Regions from separate parts of the Homo sapiens genome. Here region 2 is linked to region 1. A link is a loop called in an ENCODE intact Hi-C map of the cell type or tissue named here. Cell type or tissue: B cell. All regions are shown on one strand. Region 1 overlaps COMMD10 (COMM domain containing 10). Region 2 has its middle 8.5 kb from the start of COMMD10.

Region 1 (5,000 bases):
ATATTATCTCACAACTGTTAGAATGACTATTATCAAAAAGACAAGAGACAACAAACGCTGGTGAGAATGTGGAGAAAAGGGAACCCCGTACACTGATGGTGGAAATGTAAATTGGTATAGCCATTAAGGACAACAGTTTGAAGGTTCCTCCAAAAATTCAAATTAGAACTACCAGGAATCTCCTGCTTGGTATATATTCAAAGAAGATGAATCCAGTATGTTAAAGAGATATCTGCACCCCCATGTTTGTTGCAGCATTATTCATAACAGCCAAGATATGGAAACAACGTAACTATCTATCAATGGATAAATTGTGGTATGTGTATGTGTCCATATGTGTACATATATATACGCATAGACATATATACAGACAGACACATACACACACACACACACACACACACATAGTAGTATGAGTCAGCCTTGAAAAAGGATATAGTGCCATTTGCAACAACATGGATGAATCTGGAGGACATTATGGTAAGTGAAATAAGCCAGACGTAGAAAGAAAAATACTGCATGATCTCACTTATATGTGGAATTTTTTAAAAATGCCTATTAGAACAGAGATTATCAGAGACAAGGAAAGGGAAAAAATGGGGAGAAGCAGGTTAAAGCATATAAACTTGCAGTTATGTAGGATAAATAAGTCTGGAGATCTGATGTACAGCATCAGGACTATAATTAATGATATTGTATCGTAAACTGAAATTTTGCTAGGAAAATAGATTTTACGTGCTTTAACCACAAACACAAAAAAGGTAATAATGGCAGGTGATGGGTGGGTTAATTTTCTTAATAGTAGCAATCATTTTACTATGTATATTTATATCAAAACAGCATGCCGTATACCTTAAATATATACAATTTAAAATCCACTCAACAATGTTAAATATGTGAGAGAATGATTTTATTTATATTTGAATTATGTCCTATCAGTTGAATTATCTCATTTGTATGTGTAATTAAGGGTGAGAAAGTATGCTTTAGTGTGATTTATTCTAATAAAGATATGATACGTGATACTTCAATGAAAAAAAAAAGGAAAATGCAGACGAACTCACATAAGTAGCTAAAAAATGTGAAGGTCATTCCAAATCAGTCAATACTAACACCACCTTTAAGATGAAAAGATTTAAATTTCTATAACAAGAATTCATGATTTGAATAGCATACATATTTTTCTCTGAGAAATCTATCCTAAATAGATCTGAGGACATCTTTTCTTTTTAACTGATGCAGTTATTTGCTCACATCAACATCATTGATGTCATGTAGCCCTTACAATAATATTTGTTAATAAAAGGCAGCCTCTGTTGAACTGACATCATTTATACTTTACTTACTACATAAGAATAAATGGTGTTTCTAATTGACTAAAAATGTAAAATTGTTTCAACTTAGTCAAATAAAGGGGAAAGAAAAATTAAATCTAGAGTCCATGTAACGATAATCCTATGAACAACCTTACATTTTACAACAGCTTTCAACACCTTGAAACATATACACATATTACAATTTCAACTGCTAAGTTATTAAATTAACAAGGTGATACAGCATCCTACTGATAAACTGGAACTCAAATAAAATTGCCTGGATTCAAATCCTAGGTCTACTGTTTACTATCTGTATAACATGGGAATATTATTTAACTTCTCTGTGCTTCCGTGTCTCCATTTATCAATAAAATAAGAATAATAAGAAATCATGCCTGGAAGAGAGGTTTTAACCACAAAAAGAAGTGATACTATGTGTAGCACAGAGTAAACACTTTAAAAAAGAACTTTTGCCCATTTTCTCACACTAAACAGAATTTGTCATATATTTTGGAAATAAGAATGAAGAGCTCTAAGTCAGAAAACTAGTATTAGAAGCCCCAAATTCATTCAAAATCATAATTACTTCTACATAAAGTACTTTCTGCAATCTGATTATAATCTAATTTAACATTAAGATAAATAAAAATTCTACTGTCAGGGTGATTTTACCACAGTTACTGTAAAAGAAAAAAAAATGAAACACAAGGATCCTTCCTCAAAAGATGCACAAATAAAATTTGGAATCCCTGTATTAACAAAACAGGTTTGTCTTTAACAGGAAATTTACTGGGGAAAAAAATGTACTAAGATTAATAGCAAAATTTAAGTATTTTAAGATATTCAAAGTTAAAGTGTTGGTGTCAGTCAAAATTATCAACATTTGTTACAAATGACATTACTCTCTAGAAATAAAGAATTTTCAGCTGACTACAATGGGCCTAGAACTAGTTACATCATAACCTAATAGAGCCATTCAATTATCTTATGGACTATTTTATTCTTTTTTCTCATGAAGAAATTAATACAAGTGACAGAATGTAACAAAAAAGTCAATAATGTAGAAAGCTTTTAATATATTTCATTTTGGCAAATGATCATATACAAATTTCAAAAGCCAAATCATGATGATTTCATTTATTTGTTCTATATGTATATGATTAATAAGCATTAATTTTGTTTATGGAAATAAATAAGAGAACTCTATTGTTCTATAAAGATTTGAAATGTAAACACTTAGCATTTCCTTCAACTACTGACTTCACAAATTATTTTGAATGTTATTTCAAATAACACTGTGAATGCCAGAAAAGGCTAGGTAAGCAAAGCACTCTACTGCCCCCTAACGAAAAAAACTTTAAGTCAGAAAACTCGATTTGAGGTATCTGTGGAACAGGAAAATAATCTCACTTTGCTAAACACAGTAGACAAACACTAAGACAATTAACCAAAAACAACTAGAATACATATCAAAATACTGCAGGAAAGCTACAATCACCTAGTTTTTGTGATAAAATTAATAGCAAAACAGGAAAGCCTCGAGACAGAAGTGTTCTAAGAAAGGAGACCACAGTCAAACAGTGTTATCCAGTGTGATAGCAATTAAAACTTCACTGCAGGCTGCATTTTTCATTTGTATGTTAGAAGTGAAAAAGAAGATAAGGAGCTCCTTATAAACCGTACTCTTCAGTGAATTACAGTAAGTTTTCAGTACAACAGCTCAAAAGTAAATACAACCAAAATAATCCCTCACAATTTACAGTGATTCTAATCCTCCCAGTAGTTTAATATATGTATATTTTCAGGATAACTACCCTATAAAATACACATTTATGAGAACTGTACCCAATGCTTCCTGTTTTAAACCAACACCAACTTCATAAGTATGACAGTTTTGTACTTTAAGATACTTTATATCATAAACTAAGCAGTGGTAACTTTTAATCTCCCTTTTTGTAAAAGCTTTCCTTTCCTTTAATAAACTTGTTTTTTAAAACATGCTCTATACCCTCATTCCTTTTTACTTAATATTCCAACCTGTGAAGAATTCTCATTTCATATTTGTAAATATTTGAAAGAAAAGTAGTTTGTGGTCCTTAATAACAGGAGTCACATAAAAATTAACATAAGGAATAAGATGAAGAGTACAAAGAATAGAATACCAAATCATAAAATCAAGGAGAAGGTAAACAAGAGAAAGAGCAGTAATTCCAGGCAGCAGTTCATTGAGGAAAAGAGGTATAGTAGTTAACTGTTCCTTTACAGCTAGGGCACACCATAACACTTGGAGATGGCATGCTTCTGCCTAGGTGATGGTAGCTCTATACCTCATTATGTGTCTGTCTATTGTTTAGGAGATATAAGACACAGGCACAAAATGTGTACAATGCCATAGAAGAGAAAGACAATACAAAGAAGTCACTTAAGTCTACATACAAGATGAAAGAGAAATATCTTTTATGTATGTGTGCTTCTCCTCTTCTTCCTCAGCATATTTGTTAATGAAAATGGTGCTCTAGCTCTGCAAGTTATAAGATTAATCAATGTGCATATATGCATCTATCCAAAATCTCAAAATACAAACACAGAAAAACATAAATGTACTCAAGCTCATATTTCAAATGAGTTAGATTTCACATCTAGATATTCACATCTTCCTGAATAATCTGAATGTCTTATTAACATGGCTGTCTTACTAGAAGCATTACTCTTTTATTCCTACTGCCTAAAAATATAACAGACACATAGGCATACTTTGAAGATGTAACAAAGAAGCTAGAAGGACTTGAGAATCCCAAAGACAAGCATTGCTGAACTCATGATGCTTAAAGCATATCCAATGTATGTGGTCAAAATAGTACACTTCCAACATACAAAATGCTTTTAGCTACGCAGACTTAACATTAGGTAGTCACGAAAAATAAAACAAAGGAAGTATATAGCTACTTGGAATGTGCATGTATGTATGTATTTTCACTCATGGAATAGCTCCAGTCTATGCTAGTGAGTTCCAGATCATCATCCTACACCTAAAGGAATAACTTACTCAGTTCACAGAAGAAACAAAAGGGACTTTTCAGGCTCTTTTTCCCCTCCTAATTTCCAGTAAGGATACATGTGAAAAATATAATCAAGAAAAAAGGGAGAGGGAATGCAAGGAACAAGGGAAGAGGTAATAACTTCATCAGGAAATAAATTTAGTGAGAGCTCTGAATTAAAACAAATGGATTGATTTCTTTATTTTAGCCAAAAACAAAAAAGTTTTATTGATGATGATGGTAGTAGCCAGCATTTATTGAGCACACGCTGTAATACTGGGCACTGGACTAAACACTTTACATATACTAGGTATTTAGTCTTCATAAAAATTGTGTAGATAGATACTATTACCTATATTTTACAGATAAAGAAACTGAGAATCAAAGATTAAGTAATTTGCCTGAGGTTACACTACACTAAACTGCAGAGCACACAGTAGTCCCCCTGCCCACTGTGGGGGGATGCATTCCAAAACTCCCAGTGGAGGCCTGAAACCATGGATAGTACTAAACCCAATATATACTGTTTTTTCCCATATATACAAACCTATGATAAAGTTTAATTTATAAATTAGGCACTGTAAGAGATTAACAACAATAATAATAAAATAGAACAACTACAACAACATAGTGTAATAAAGTTATG
Region 2 (5,000 bases), 62 kb after region 1:
AAACTTCCCTCTGAGTGTGAGCTTTGTCCTGTTTGGAAGGGCTCCTTAGTGGCCTCTACCTACAGCGCCACTGTACACTCGCCCTCCCCCCATCAGGCGTGATTTATATTTTTGACACCCAGTGATGTAAAGCCAAGATCTGGGGTGTTTTTCTCCCAGAAGTCTTCCCCCAACCCTAAAGGAACTCTGAAGACACCAGGGATCCTCACCCAAATCTATCCTTCGACATTCCAGTCCCAAATGCAAATGATTATCTTTGGAGGAAGAGTAACACCTACTCACCCACCAGAATAGTGTCCCCAGAAACCTAGTCCAGCTGAAATGATCTTTTAAGTAATTTTTTGATATATATTCTCAAATAGGGGGATGCAGGCATTTTATTATGTACCTCAGATTGTTCTGGCAAAGGGTTGCCCAACTATGTGACCCAGTTCCTTAACATTTTGAAAGTCTGAAGTCCTACAACTTATCCTGAGTTCATCAAATGCATCTAGCAAAGAGACGTATAAAGGCAGGAGACTCAAACTATCTGCTACCCATGTCTGACTGCCAGACTGACTATAAAACACAAACTTCATATTGAACAGCTTTGTCACGTTCACCTGCAGACGCTGTTGCCCCAGTTTTCCTCTTTCCCACCCCGCACTGCACACGCTCTTCTCCCTCTCCTTACCATCACACACATGCAGTTTCTAGCCCTGTTTTTAGCTCTGCAGTCAGCACTTGCCTCATAGGTGTGAGAGAATCAATTGAAGTGGAACTGAAGAACAGCCTTCTAGATAGTAAACATGTAATTGTTCATTTCACATTGCCTCCCCAGAGTCCTAGGGGGATAAAGTTTTAAAATTACATATTTTTATTTATGAGTTACTTATGTGAATATTCCTGTTTAATGTGATACACATAGGGAATAAAGAATGCTTGAACACAATCTATTCTCTGAATATTTGCACAACAGGCTGTACTGTAGAAAGAAGCAAGAAATGGCCGGGCGCAGTGGCTCACGCCTGTAATCTCAGCACTTTGGGAGACCGAGGAGGGCAGATCACGAGGTCAAGAGATTGAGACCATCCTGGCCAACATGGTGAAACCCTGTCTCTACTAAAAATACAAAAATTAGCTGGGTATGGTGGTGCGCACCTGTAGTCCCAGCTACTCAGGAGGCTGAGACAGGAGAATCACTTGAATCCGGGAGGTGGAGGTTGCAGTGAGCCGAGATCGTGCCACTGCACTCCAGCCTGGTGCCAGAGTGAGACTGTGTCTCAAAAAAAAAAAAAAAAACAGAAGCAAGAAACAGAGAATAGTATCCAGGGTGTAGGCCACATTTTCCCATAAAAAACAATATTTATGTTCACCCACCCTTAAACAAATGGAGGGTGGGGAAGAGGATGAGAGGGAAATATTTATTAAAATGTAGCAAAAATACACTTTATAATATATGAACAGATCCCCTCCTAATGTATTCTCAAACTTAAAAGTTGAAGACCATCTCAAATTATCACTCGTCCATTTTCATTTGCACCTAGTTTTTCCCGTCCTGCCTCCCAGAGGTCTGTGCCATTAACAGGACCGATATTTACACATAGGATGTGTGAAAGACAGAGTGCTTTCTTCAGTAATTTTCACCTGTGAACACCATTTGAAAAGAATCGGTGGACATGTCAGAGTGAGGCAAGATTACAGACTCCCTTTTACGCCACAGCTAGTAAAAAAAACTAAAAAAAGTAAACATCATAAATAGACAACAGGAAAAAGAAATCAACTTATTAACAGCAAACAAACAAACAAGCATAAGTTAATACTACACTTGAAAAATGATCTGACGAGAAAAGAAACCGAACTTCTGCCTTAGCTAAGCTGGATCCTAAAGGTGGTCCCCAACTTGCTGAAACTGTGCTAGGAAAAGAAGGTTTCCACAAAACCATGAGCGTTCTCTTTATATCCCCAAACTTGGAGAGGAGCAGAATTGGAGGTATATAGTCAGCCAAGAAGAAATCATGAAAAATACCTGGAGAATATAAATGCCTGAGGCTGATGCAGGACTAGCGGAGTCCAGAGGAAGCTCCGGAGGTCACTCTTTTGATGTATCTGAGTGAGGGAAAAAGTAGAGCAAAAAGGCAGAAAAACAAAATACATCTAATTATCTCAAATGATGAATAGGAAGCTATGAAAGTTGAAGATAAAAGAGAAAATAAAAAATAAGACACCCACACAAAAAGCCAGTGGAAAAGATGATTACATTGAAGCTACAGTGAAAATAGCCTTCCCTCACCCTGCCTGCCTTAATGTTAACACTGGCTGAAACCCACAGGCACTCTGATTCTTTCTCTATACTAAGTGGAAATGAAAGAATGAAATGGGGAAGTAAAAACCAGGGCTGACTCAGGAAGAATCAGAGGTTCCGGGACTCTACCATTAAAGGAGGACTGATCTGAAGCCTGGGGGATACCCCCTCAGCTACTGGACATGCCCATACCAGTCAAGTGAATCTTGATACAAGACAGTTGACAAAATCTCAGAACTAAGAAAGTAAAAACTAAAGCCACTAATAAATGCTACCCTCAACCCTAAGCTTTTATTAAAAAGTAGAATGGAATATTGAGTCATCAAGCTAGCATAGATGGAAAGACAAATCAATCTCACATTAAAAAGAACCAAGAAGACATACCAGAGAAAATAGAGGTCTGGGCAGAGCTGTTCATGCTAAACACAAGTAGGATAGGAAGAAATGCCATGACAGTTGTGTAATAATTTTACAGGAAAATACATAAAAGGTATAGAGTATGCAAAAAACAAAAATTCCACTTGAATCCTTCTTGAGATAGAACTTAAGAAGGAAATTAATTCAGTGAAACGAGCTAAAAGACAACTTGACAAAATATCAAAATTAGATGTAAAACACGGAAATCAAAGAAAGGATTAAAAACACCATTTCTTATGATGTAAATTAGAAACTGCAAGGAAAAGACTGCACACAATTTTAAATTGAATTATGGACAGGGCAGAGGGGCTATTCAGAGTGAATGCAAAGAATGAGACAAACACAAAGTAGATACTAATAACAAAAACCAACCTAAAGATTACTGTCTCCAAGGCAAAGAACCCAACAAATAGACACAAAAATACTTTCAAATATGATAATAAGGAGTCTGACTCCATTTTTGATGTTGGCTGACAGATTTCAAGCCCCACTACTCCCTCTTCCCCTTCTGCCCCACATCTGGGCAAAGTGTTAAGCCCAGCTGTTTCCTTCTCTGGCACTGATGAGAAATTCAAGCCACGTAAGCCCCTGACTGCAACAGGGAAACCTCATCCTGGCCCGACCCCCAACCACCATAAAGCCCCAGGCCAATTGGCCTTCCCTGCTGTCGTAAGCCATTTTTGGTTTTGCTTGAGAGTCTGCTCTGCTCTCCCCAGAAAACCTCATTATGTAAGTAATAAATCTTGTTACATACCTCCCTGCTGCATGAATGGCATCATCAGTCTAGACACCTGTGTCAGTCTGTTTTCACACTGCTGATAAAGACATACCCAAGACTGGGCAATTTACAAAAGAAGGAGGTTTAATGGACTCATAGTTCCACGTGGCTGGGGAGGCCTCACAATCATGGCAGAAGGCAAAAGTCATGTCTCATATGGCAGCAGACAAGAATGAGCCAAGTGAAAGTGGTTTCCCCTTATAAAACCAGCAGATCTCATGAGGCTTATTCACCACCACAAGAACAGTGTGGGGGAACCGCCCCCATGATTTAATTATCTCCCAGTGAGTCCCTCCCACAACATGAGGGAATTATGGGAGCTACAATTCAAGGTGAGACGTGGGTGGGGACACAGCCAAACCATATCAACACCTAACCAAACTTGGTGTACAAAGTCCATTTTGCCTCTGTAGGATGATCAAAACAAATATTTAATAGAAGACCATTTCTCTGTAATGTCAGAAAAACTGAATATACAGTCTAATGAAAGAGCAAATTATTTTTTGGAAAAACTGATAGAATATGATGATTATGGGACAGATTCTGGTAAAATTATCAAATTCCAAGGATAAAGAAAAATTTATTCAAGCGACATGGTGAAAAAAGCATGTCACTTACAAGAGTAAAATAATCAACAACTTTCAGACTTCTTCATAGCAATGTCTACAAAGGGTCGAGAAAAGCGAACATGCTATTCAATATTAAAGCAAAAGTCAGATCTTACTAAGCGTGGCTGCATTCATAGTTTTCATGGGCTCTTTTTGTTAAAACTAATAGTTGAGAACAAGCCAACCAAGAGATTAATGAAAATACAGAACTCAGTAGCAGAGATGCGGTGGCATGTAGTGAACATTAAATCCATATAAAACTAAAATTTAGTTAATTTATGAAATTAAGTAGAAATGTTATAATGTTTGATAATATAGAATCATCATATAGCTTAGACAACTGATTTTTAAATGGACAAAATTGGGTGGAATAAAGTTTTAAGAGTACTTATTTCTTTATCTTTCAAAGCAAATGCTATGAATCAAACATTCTCTTAAAGAAATACAACAGTGCCCCATAAATATCTATACCTACTATGTCCCAACAAAATTTAAAAAATTAAAATGAAATACATTATTTAAAAAATAAATTGATTATAACATCTTAAAATGTTTCCATAATCTTTTTTTTTTTTTTTGAGTTGGAGTCTCACTCTGTCACCCACTGCAAGCTCCGCCTCCTGGGTTCATGCCATTCTCCTGCCTCAGCCTCCTGAGTAGCTGGGACTACAGGTGCCTGCCACCACGCCTGGCTAATTTTTTGTATTTTTAGTAGAGATGTGGTTTCACTATGTTATCCAGGATGGTCTCAATCTCCTGACCTCTTGATCTGCCCGCCTCAGCCTCCCAAAGTGCTGGGATTACAGGCATGAGCCACCATGCCAGGCCCCAAATGTTTCCATAATCTCTTTAAAACTTTGCAGAGGTGGCACTCTAGAGAACTCTAGTCTGAATATGGCTCATGGGCTATAGA

The links. A loop is a pair of places that touch in the nucleus more often than their neighbours do. Peaks named below come from ENCODE experiments on the same cell type or tissue, not always from the same donor. Only the 100,000 strongest peaks of a DNase experiment are listed, where the experiment ranks them.
Region 2: it touches region 1 in a loop (2.1-fold over the local background); 4 of 110 quality-filtered maps call a loop at or near these places.

What each region holds. Positions count from the first base shown.
Region 1 is chr5:116,135,637-116,140,636 of GRCh38, reverse strand. All of the region lies in intron 5 of COMMD10 (COMM domain containing 10), which reads right to left. Among named protein-coding and RNA genes, the nearest start is that of COMMD10, 53 kb to the right of the region's middle. RefSeq lists a silencer at 4,983-5,000. In B cell, CTCF peaks have their summits at 2,446 and 2,648; a DNase peak (open chromatin) is centred at 2,656.
Region 2 is chr5:116,074,041-116,079,040 of GRCh38, reverse strand. No RefSeq gene overlaps it. Among named protein-coding and RNA genes, the nearest start is that of COMMD10, 8.5 kb to the left of the region's middle. RefSeq lists an enhancer at 2,373-2,522. In B cell, no CTCF peak of the experiment used is centred here; DNase peaks (open chromatin) are centred at 2,380 and 3,400; H3K27ac peaks cover 2,042 bases.